Regions from separate parts of the Homo sapiens genome. Here region 2 is linked to region 1. Evidence: read pairs that join two places in POLR2A ChIA-PET (ENCODE). Cell type or tissue: PC-3. All regions are shown on one strand. Each heading gives the region's core, and the rest is flanking DNA. Links, peaks and the distances in the headings are about the cores only.

Region 1 (5,614 bases), core at 1,024-3,523:
CACCAAGGCCATGATGTGAAATGAGAAGAAAAAATATAATTTTTAATTAGGCTCAATAGCCATTATATAAAACAGAAGGTCACAATGAAAACAGGGCAAGGGTTGGGCAATGGGGCCATTAAGAAAGTATTCAAGGAACCAAGATAACTGAGCCCTTCCATGAAAAGCCAACCTGGTGATTTTGGAACCCAAAGATGAGGTGACCCTGATTTGTTCCATGAAATGTAATGAGGCAAAAGGAGGTTAATTAGAATCCTCTCCAAATCTCTGCCTCACTTTTCTGGTCTCTACTGATTCTCATAAATATTCTGGTTTAGGAGAAAAACTTTAAAGTAGAATAAAACATTATTGGGTAGGCCATAGTATATGAACCAAGAATAAAAGGTCTCTCAAAGGCACAGCAAACAGAGAGAATCCTTAAGAAGTCACAGGCATCTGGTTATGCATAGAACCCCTGACCTAAAAACATGTCTACCAGAGCCTCTAGTTACAAACCTAGCACTGAGTTTTAGGTGAAAGCTGAAGAATTTTAGATAGAAGAGAATGGAAGAATGATAGGGAGTGTGGCAGACAGTGAGAGGGAAAGAAAAAAATAGGGGAAACAGGGAAGATAAAGGGAGGATTAAAAAAAAAAAGCAAAGAAATGAAAAATGACAGGAAAACTAGATGATGTGATCAGGCTTGGGGAGCTATAAGGAAATATCAATTCCAGGAAAGGAAAAGAGGAGTTTGTTTTTTGCTCATAACTTTTCACTTTCTTTACTCTTACTCACTTGCATCAACCATAGAGGATTGATCTCGATTGGTTTCCAAGATCTTTCAGAAAGGCCACTTTTGTTTTAATCCTGGAGTTGATTTCAGCCTCCTGAATCCATTTTAGATGGGACTCCACAGCCCCCAGTGCCTTTGAGAGTATGTCAGTTGAAAGAACAACCCGTCACTCTGTCAACCTGAGGTCCAGTCTTACAAGTTTACATAAAATATAGTCATTTCCCTACCATCTTACTTTTTACCAGTCATTAGGTGACTCCTACAGATCAAGAAACGGATAGTTCTAACACAACTTCAAACTCTTGACTCACTTCTGTGAAGAGACACGATTTGCATTAAAAGTGAATATCATTTCCTTTTATCTCCACCATTAACCCAACTAGAAGGGGAACACATCAAGTGCCCAAGAGAAGACATGACTTCTGGGTTACCAACCAGGGCAAAAGTCTTGAAAAGTGGTGGTGGGCTCTCCTGCACATGTGTACCTAATCAAACTCTATCAGAAAAAATACCTCTGGATTTGAAATCTTCTAGTCACCCCCCTATTAAGAATTCTTAGTTGAGTTATTAAGAATTAATCTTGTGACTCATGTCTAGGTGAAAACTGCAAGCATGAACAAGATTACCTCATATGATGTATTGCCCCCAAATGCCCTAAAAAATGAATCATGAGTTATGGAAAGTTACTCCTGTTAGGCTTTCTGTGTATTCCTGTATCCTGGGAGGCATTTAAGCCACCTTTTGAAAAAGCTGATAAGTAGGTCAGCTACAGCAACTATAATCAGACTGGCTGCCCCAGGGAAAGCTTCATCTGCAAGTTGGAAGCTCTAACAAGTTAAACTTTGCTGCGTTATGATTAAATGAATCCATTACAATTATTTTCTGCTTAGCACAGCAACTTGTATTTACACATAAGAAAAACCAGTAATCAGACATCTAAGGATTCCAGATATAAGCACTCTCCTGCTCTAATTGCAGCCAAAGCCCCAGGTATCCTTGTTCTTTTCCTATGACTCTCTATGCCTTCTTTTTTTTTTCATGAACTTTGTGAAGAATAAAATACATGCTTTGTAAAGCCTTTCAACATGAAGCTCATAAAATAGACTCCACTGTTCTCAATCATTGAAGAAGCCAGATCTCCTGAATGTCATTTCTTTATGTAGTAATGATTCCTCTACAACACAGTAATTTTAATGCTCCTCTATGAAGCCCACCAGAAAAAGGATGTGTTCTAGATGAGTCAGATGCTAACACATGCCAATATTTAAAAGCATCAGCTTAAGGGCACGCTGCCTGAGTTTGAATCCCACCTCTACCTCTGGTCATATATTTCTGGATCTATAAAATGGCGATGATAATATTACCCCCTCAAAGTGTCATCTGAGGATAAAATGGCTTCATCTTTGTTAAAAGCTTAGAACAGTGCCTGGCAAACATAAATGTTACAAAAGAGTTTGATAAATGTTAGGACAAGTGGATATCTTATTCACAACCTAGTAATTTTAGAGCCCTCTTCTTCCCAAAACTGAAACTTACCAAGTCCAGGTCCTCTCATTTTTCAGAGAAGGAAACCAGGCTCAGAGAGATTAAGTGGATTGCTTAGGTCAGACAGCAAGTTACTGGCCCATCTGAAACCAGAGATCAAAGTTCCTGATTCTCCACCCAGTGATATTTCTTTCACCCAACTTTACCATGCCTCCTTGAGGCCATGGGCCTTCTGTGAACTACAGCAATAGGAAGAACCTGCCTGACATGCAGCAGCTACAGAAAGGTCCCCTTTATCCAAGATTTCCTGCTGACAGCAGAGGGGCAGGATCACAAGCATGAACATCACACACTATAGCAGCAGCCATGATTCAGAAAAATTATGGCTGCAGCCACGTTCTTTCAGGTACACAGTAAAAAAGGACCTGATCTGCCCTGAAACATCCTTTTCAGTAAAAAAAGCCTAATTAATAAAATATGATACTACCCAAAAAGCCTGATGACACTCGAGGGATCTCAAAACGGCCGACTGCTGGCTTACTTGTGCTTCTCGAATGTACAACTCCAAAAAGATTGATTTGGCTCATGTATTTTATTCTTACAGTGTGGAGAGACATGATCCAGGTTTAAAAAGACTCAACTTCATATTTTCCCTTTACACTTTCCCCTTCTCTTTAAGGGTAAAATCAGGTAAAATAATTTAAAATGAGTGTGTATCAAAACAGCAATTTCTAAGCACAAAAGAAAACCTAAATATTGATCATCAATGAGAAAAGTATATGAAGAGGGACCTCCTGCACCACACTGGCCATTGTGTATAAAATAATGAAACATTTAAGATAAGACTTAATGGAAACAGCCACACCAACACCTTTCCAGTAAGCAGGGCCGCAAGCACTATAATATTGTATTGAAGTACTTTAAATAGAAATCTCATTTAGATTAGCTATGAACTTGCATCTCCTTAGACAGTTTGAGGTCTTTGTTTTTATGAAGCTTATCTCACTCCTAACATTCTACTTCCAAGATCTTAAATCTCAGCGCTATGAAAATGCATAATAAACTTTACAAGTTACTGGAATATAAGAGAAAACAAAATCATTTGGGTTTTTTTCCACTTAAAACACTAGGAAAAGAGTAAAGAAAATCACAATGAGGGCCGGGCGCGGGGGCTCACGCCTGTAATCCCAGCACTTTGGGAGGCCATGGCAGGCAGATCACCAGAGGTCAGGAGTTCCAGAACAGCCTGGCCAATGTGGTGAAACCCCATCTCTACTAAAAATACAAAAATTAGCCGAGCGTGGTGGCTCGCACCTATAATCCCATCCCAGCTACTCAGGAGGCTGAGGCAGAAGAATCACTTGAACCTGGGAAGCAGAAGTTTCAGTGAGCTGAGATCGTGCCACTGCACTCCAGCCTGGGTGACAGAGAGAGATTCTGTCTCAAAAAAAAAAAAAAAAAAAAAAGAAAATCACAATGGAGTAATTATGGCTGTTTCCCAAGGAAAGTCACCATAAATACTCTCATTTCAAATGACCTATTTTGGAAATATCTTTTCAATTAGACCTAGACATGCTGTTATATCTCTGCTATAGATAGTAAATACACAAACCAGCTTGAGAGAAATGTCTCCAAATAAAGGTGACCCCAAAACTTTTCTTTGCTAATACACTTGCAATAAGGCATATGCTATCTTCAGTCTGGAGACACCCCTCCCACACACACTGTCTTTCCCTCAATGAAATAACTGGCTACTTACAGAATTTTCTTATATTTGGGCATTGTCTTAGGAAGCTATACATCCATTTGATTAAAGTGCAATTTTCTCTCCAAATCCCACTCATCACCTTTTCGCCTATTTCTCCATCCTTACTAATCTCCCAGATTCATTCTATCATTTGCCATTTTTTGCATTTTGTTGTATTCAGTTAGTTCTTTCTCAGCTTCAGTTAATTTCACCCCAAATTTGGAATTACCAATATTTGAACTTAACGGGGTATACAAGGCTGAATGGCATCGCAGAAACTGGCTGCTGAGTTAAAGATGCATGCAGTTCAAAGTGAGAGAACAGGAAGAAGCTGAGGCTCTTGAGTGCTTGGAAAGGAGCAGACAAGATGAGAAGAAATTTGGAGGTTCACAGGGAACCACGTTAATGAATTGAGGAGGGAGCCCAGCTGAGGGATTAAAAGCCGGAAACAAAGGAATTGTGGAAAACCATCAGATGTTTTGAGGCATAGGTGGTGATATGGGGAAAAGAAAAATGTTCAAGAAGGAATAGAAAAAGTAAAGCTAGTGACATCTCAAATGTAGGCCACCATTTCTGGGGGAGGGGAAGCACCACTCTTCCAGAATAACAAGTTGTTAACAGAAAATATGATCATTCAATTTGGGGATATTAAATATTTCCAAATAGTAGCTGACAATATGAGATAGAATTTTGTAAAGTAAAAAACATCTTCAGACAATGGTTATAACTCATTACAAGAGTGACTCTCAGGCCAGAAGCAGATTCTACCTCAGTAGACAATGTGTGTTGGGAGCCCATTAAATAGCATCCATCAGACTTTGCAAAATATTGATAGGCTTCATGGAGCATGGTAATGCATAAGGGATACCATCCATGATAAAAATAATATAATCAAAAAAGTTGTAAGAAAAAAATAAATTAATAGTTAACTCAAAAAAGGGGGCACTCCCCCAGCCCCTGTAACAGTCAGAAGCAAAGAGGTAATTTGAAATAAGAATGGTTAAGTCTGAACTGACACCATGCCAACCCAAAGGGAACACAGACATGGATATAGGTCTTAGGAGCTGAGGAATTGGGTTTTAGCATATTTGAATAGGTTCCATGTCCATAAAGAGCAAATTATAAAAAACTTCATTTACCAGTGCTGGAAAAAAGCAAAAAGAGTTTGCCTTCTGCCTGCTGTAGAGTAGATAAAAATCTGTCATCCATGATAAACCAAAACCTCAAGTCCTCATAATACAGGGCAGTGGGATTTAAATTTAAACTGTTCCAGTAAGGTGAAAATTTAAAAACAAGAAACTAACATAAAAAGTAGTGGAGGATGATAAAACTTCCTCACAGGAGTAAATGCATGAGATTCATTTTTCTTTTTTTTTTTTTTTTTTGGCTCCCATGAGTGACAACATACAACATTTGTCTTTCTGTGCCTGGTTTATCTCACTTAACATAATGTCCTCCAGTTCCAATCATGTTGTTGCAAATTGACAGGATTTTATTTGTTTTATGGTTGAATAAATTCCATTGTGTATATATACACGGTTTCTTTATCCATTCATCTGCTGATGGGGACTGAGGTTGATTCCATATTTTGGCTGTTGTGAATAGTGCTAT
Region 2 (5,614 bases), core at 1,385-3,884, 100 kb after region 1:
TATAATATTAATTTATTTGTTACTGACTGAAGATGCCCCTGAGGACATTATGTATACTGTTATATTTAGACTTAATGGCCACTCTACAGCTCTACAACACTGAAAACAAACAGTAGTGGTCTCCCCACCTACACAAACCCCTGCCCTAATTCCTGCTTCCTGAAGGCAATGACTCAGCTATTTCTTCTCCATATTTACTTCCATATTTTCAAATAAAATACTTGCTGTGCTATTTCTTGATTTTTATTTTCAATTTTAGATGTTATTTGCTGATTTTCTAATATGGAAGACAGGATTTGGAACTCCTCCATCACACTTCACCTCCCCCATTCTTCTATTAGCGATATAACATGATGATTACTCAGATTACTATATAAATATGGTTCACAGCTGAGCCAGGTACCTACAATAGATACGTTTCTTGCCTGACACAACTTTGTGTTTTCTGAAGTTCGTGTTTATCTTGTTTTCTCATCATCTTAGGCTTCCCTTGCTGCCAGGTTAGGTTTGCATTTTCCCCTTCTGGGTAAGTCTATAGTCCCTCTGTTTTCTAGATTCTAACATTTTGTGGCTGTCATATCCTCTTCTGTCCTCTTGTCTATCTAGCTTTAAGCAATTGTATTCCTTTATTGTCTTTTGAGTGGTATTTCAGGAAGTGAAGGCAGACACATGGGTTCCATTGACCAACATGTTAAGCAGCAGCCCCTCCCACTGTCACTAACCGATCTTAGCAGAGAGACATCTGCAGAGGGGAGGCCAGGCCAGGAGGTGGGGGGCCTTTCACATTAGGGCCAACCAGGCATCCTGACCTGTCTTCTAACACTACTGAGGCCTCACTCAGCCACACAGTCACTCCCTGATTTGCACAGATCCGATTTCTCTTGTAATTTTGGAAAAAACATTCATTTGTTTAAAAAAATAAGTTAATTTAATGAATCGAGAAGGATGAGGGCCCATGGTCCTCACACCTACCTTCACTGCACTGAAGCAGACTGCGTGGAGCAGGGCGGCAGCCAAGACGCTCCGGGCCACACTGTAAACAGCCGAGGTTATCCCAGACACAGCTGGAACACAAACATCAACAGTTCTTTTCTAGACCCGCCATTCTTAAAATCAACAAATGTAAAACAGTGAAGAGATGGTTGCACATTCGCATACAAGATGCCTGCTGAAGGGGTAAATAATACATCTATGGGATCCATCAAAAGGCACTGGGTGACTCACAGGTGCAAGAAAGAGACTACCATTAACTAAAAATTCAAGAGGAAAGTACTCAGAAAGAATGCTTTACAATGTTCTTAAAAGACCATGTGAATGTGTCAGAATGAAGGTAGGGAGACCTCATGGCTTACAGTTGAAAGCTGGTGGTCAAGGAAAAGGTCCTAGATAGCAATTCAATAGAATAAATGGGAAGGAGAAGGAGGGAGAAGGCAGGAGGAGAGAGGAGACGGGAAAGGGAATAAGCAAGTGTCCCTATGTAGTGTATGTGTGTGTGTGTGTGTACGTGTATGTGTTATGGGGGTGGTAACAGTGATTGCATTATGCACATGATTTCATTTACTCTTTATAGCAACCCTATGAGGTTATGATGTTTATTTCCATTTAGAGAAGAGAAGAGTAGGCTGAAAAGTTAAGCAATTTATGTCACGTCGTGAGATTATATCCACCTTGGTCTGAATCTAAAGTATGACATTAAAAGGGTCACAGTGATGGTTTAGGGACACAGATCACCTGTCTCTATAGGTACACACACAATACACAGCACAGTGTCAACCCACAGGCTCACCACATTGATGCACTCCCAGACTTGAGCATGTGTGTGCTCAAATACACACACACACACACACACACACACTTATATCCACTCACACATGCTCACACACATTCACACACGGAGTGTTTTTTTAGGGAATAGTTTGAAGGGCCTCAAACCTATTCCAAATCACAGAGAATTCTACCCTTCCTTGTCTCTGTGCTTACGCTCAACCAAGCTAAGTGGACCTCTTCCAATTTGGCTACAGGAAATCTGGACAGGCCCATCATCACCCAGACTGATCCAAACTGAAGTCATTTAAATGCTCAGGACAAAGAAAACCTAACTAGCCTCTCATCTCCTGCCTAAGGCTATTTAGTCCTTATCTGAACTCTGAATTCCTTTACAGGAAGAATAGAATGTAAACGACTTACCAGAACCACCAAAAAACAGCATGTCAATTTGCTCCAAAAGATAAGTGCAGAAAGTGTTGATTTGCGGGAAGAGCCCAAGGAGGGAAATAGCAGGGAAGCAATATAAAAATACTGAAAATGAACAAACAAAATTGACGATAAGCATGGGGAACTGTGTTGCCAAGGCTCCTGCTGCAGTGCTGTCTCTCTCCCCTTCCAAACCACCCCACCCAGGAATACTGGAGGCAATCTTTTTTTTTTTTTTTTTTTTTTTTGAGATGGAGTCTCGCTCTGTCGCCCAGGCTGGAGTGCAGTGGCGCGATCTCGGCTCACTGCAACCTCCATGGAAGCAATCTTAGACTCCTCTCACCCGGAGGAAACTGGAGGCTGAGACGGAAATGTGTCTGTGGATACAAGGAGCTGATCCTGAGAAAGAAGTACTGATGAAAGGAACGCACACAAGGCCAGGACTGAGCAAAGACTTCAGGGGTGGTGAGTCAGAGTAGAATCATCTTCAGTTTGAAAGAGTAGACTTGGACATGGGGGAGATGAGGGCAAGAGAAAGGAAACTGGGAAAACTACAGGAACATAAAAAAAACACAGGACAGGACAGGCACGGTGGCTCACACCTGTAATTCCAGCACTTTGGGAGGCCGAGGTGGGCGGATCACCTGAGGTCAGGAGTTTGAGACCAGCCTGGCCAACATGGCGAAACCCCACCTTTACTAAAAAAAAATACAAAAATTAGCTGGGCGTGGTGGCGGGCGCCTGTAGTCCCAGCTACTCGGGAGGCTGAGGCAGGAGAATGGCGTGAACCCGGGAGGCGGAGCTTGCAGTGAGCCGAGATTGCACCACTGCACTCCAGCCTGGGCGACAGAGCAAGACTCCGTCTCAAAAAAAAAAAAAAAAAAAAAAAGTTGGTATACCTATGTAATGAACCTGCATGTTCTGCACATGGATCCCAGAACTTAAAGTATTAAAAAAAAAAAAAAAAAAAAGTTGGTTAAAATTCACTATGGAACAAAGTACTGAGGAACTGTTCCAAGTCTTTGTGAAAGTAAAATTTTATGTCATGAACATGGCTATCTATAATAATAGGGGCTGTGGTTGGTGTTGGAGCCATGTTTTGATACAGGTGGTGATTTTGTTGTGATAATTTTTGTGCCAAGATTTCAACTATATTGTAAAAAAGTAGAGCATCTGAAAGCAGTTTATTTCTCAACCAAAGCAGACAAAAAGGCACAAATACTGATATGCTATACGTAACTATATAAGACATCATTTCTTTTTCAGTTTCTATCAATAGAAAGGAGAGATACAAGAAATAAATAGAAATTTAATTACAGAACATATAGTCATGAGCATAGAAATTTTAATCCACAAAATTCCATAAAATTTCAAACAAACTGAGAAGAGCTTCTCTTTACTTTGGGGTCAAAACCCAGCAATAACAATTTTGTGCTATGCTATATCTGCCAATTCCGGATCAGGGCAGAGGGAAGGTCCAATGAGATTTATTAATTGCCTTTCCAAATGCTGTATGTGTATGTGACAAAAACTACTCTGAGAATGAAGAACCACAGGGAAAAGTCTAGGTATGGAATGATATGAAAGGCAAAGCCAGATATTGGGAGCTATTTGGTAAATCAAGGATAAAGAGATATTCTGTATAAGAAATACATTAGCCAGTGCAACAAAACCCAAAGAAATGGAAAGAATTGGAACACAATGAAAAATGGCATGAGGAAGATAAAATGGTAAGAAATACCAGAAAGTCATCCCTGGAGATGCTCTGGCTGTGGGTGTAGAATTGGAACTTAATGAAACAATACAGGAAGAACAGCAGTCAACAAGGAGGTCCATGCACTAGATCCTCTCCAAAACATCCTGGAGGAGGAAAGCTCTAGTCTTTAAAATAAATGTCGTGGAGGTGGAATGGGAGGAAGAGGGAGTCCATGTGTCTCATCTGTCAGGTTGCAGTGAACGTGAAGGAAAAAGCAGCCAAATGCTTGTTATGTTACCAGGACTTCAGGAAAATGACACTTGAAATTGCTGAAATTATTTTGTCCTTTTTTTTTTCAGAAGTAAAAAAGTCTTTGTGGCTGTTCATAATTTTCCCTGTGAACAAACATTTTCTGTTAGCATACCACTGAGTGGGCCTATAATTTCCTCTCACTTCTTCCTAACTTCTTATTTTCCTTAATAATTATAGTCAATGCAGAAACTTCTGGCACAGTTCCATTTCTTTTTAAGCAAAATTCATAAATAAAAATATAGTAGCTTAAGCTTATTTCTTTTATCAAATGTGAGTGATATAAATTACCATATTTGCAGGTTTGAGGGGCAAGCAGTCAGAATTAAAATGGCACAGAAATAAAACTAAAGCCTATGAAGTCAATGTGAATGTATATATTGTGTGTCTTCAATGTGCCCTATCTGTGTATTAACTAAATGTCCTCATATGGACTGAGGCCAAGAAATGAGCCTTTAAACAAGACATAGGAATGGGACGTCTGGGTGTTTAGGGAAAGGTGAGTACAATCCAGTGATTTGTTCTAAAACCTCCACTTATCTCCAAAGTTACAGTCTCCGTTATTGAAGATGCATTATTTTTGGCAGGGATTTATAAACCTAAGGACCAAAAATAAAACATAAAACTCCCAGGTCTGAAAAAAGCAAAAACAAAAAAACACAGAGCAGAGGCCATTTGATAAACAACCCATCCAGTGCTTGGACCCGGCTACAGCTGATGGACATTTCATCGTGCCTGAAGTTTTTCCATGCCAGAGAACTCATTTCACTAAGCAACCTATTCTACGGTAGGGCAGCTCTAACCCAAACCGTTTTACTGGCTTCTTTGTACTGAGCTGTAACCCATCTTCTATCTGCTGGAACTAGTTATTATGGCTACAAAAGAGAATAAAATCCCTCCCCTTCAACCTGGCAGCATTTTAAGGATCTGAAGCTATTGTGTGTACTAGCACTCAAGTGTTTCTTCCCTGGGTTGGACATTCCCAGTTCCATTACCCAGTTTCCAGACCCCATACAGGCCATGTGGCTACACACTCCTCTGGGCATGCTCTAGTTTTGTTACTGCTCCTTTTGAAATATGGTACTAAGAATCAGACACCTTTTGGCTTTCTCACCCACAGGATAATTTCAAAGCCAGTCTCACTCAGAGGTTTTTGCTCAAGGAAAGTAATGTAAATTCCAGCCAGAGGTCACCAGTCTCAGACTGAGCACAGGAAATGAGTGCGGACTAATAACTTTCACCTTATTCCTGGGGATAAAAATAAAGAATATTTTTTCTTATAATGAAAGGAAAAGTGCACCGAGTAATATTCTGAACATATATGAGGGATCATAAAAGAAAAAGAAATTACATAGGAATATTATTCTGTGCTTCTACCTCCTTATTCATCTGAATTTCTCCTCCTTCAATCATCTG

What was found. Peaks named below come from ENCODE experiments on the same cell type or tissue, not always from the same donor. Only the 100,000 strongest peaks of a DNase experiment are listed, where the experiment ranks them.
Region 2: POLR2A ChIA-PET joins it to region 1 with 10 read pairs; 4 of 35 experiments call an interaction of 5 or more read pairs at or near these places.

What each region holds. Positions count from the first base shown.
Region 1 is chr1:233,096,718-233,102,331 of GRCh38, forward strand. All of the region lies in intron 21 of PCNX2 (pecanex 2), which reads right to left. Among named protein-coding and RNA genes, the nearest start is that of NTPCR, 150 kb to the left of the region's middle. In PC-3, for the core only: no CTCF peak of the experiment used is centred there; no DNase peak of the experiment used is centred there.
Region 2 is chr1:233,197,967-233,203,580 of GRCh38, forward strand. PCNX2 (pecanex 2) reads right to left here. Exons shown (of 34, transcript NM_014801.4): 14 at 2,188-2,298; 15 at 973-1,064. Among named protein-coding and RNA genes, the nearest start is that of PCNX2, 95 kb to the right of the region's middle. In PC-3, for the core only: no CTCF peak of the experiment used is centred there; a DNase peak (open chromatin) is centred at 2,645; H3K27ac peaks cover 1,071 bases.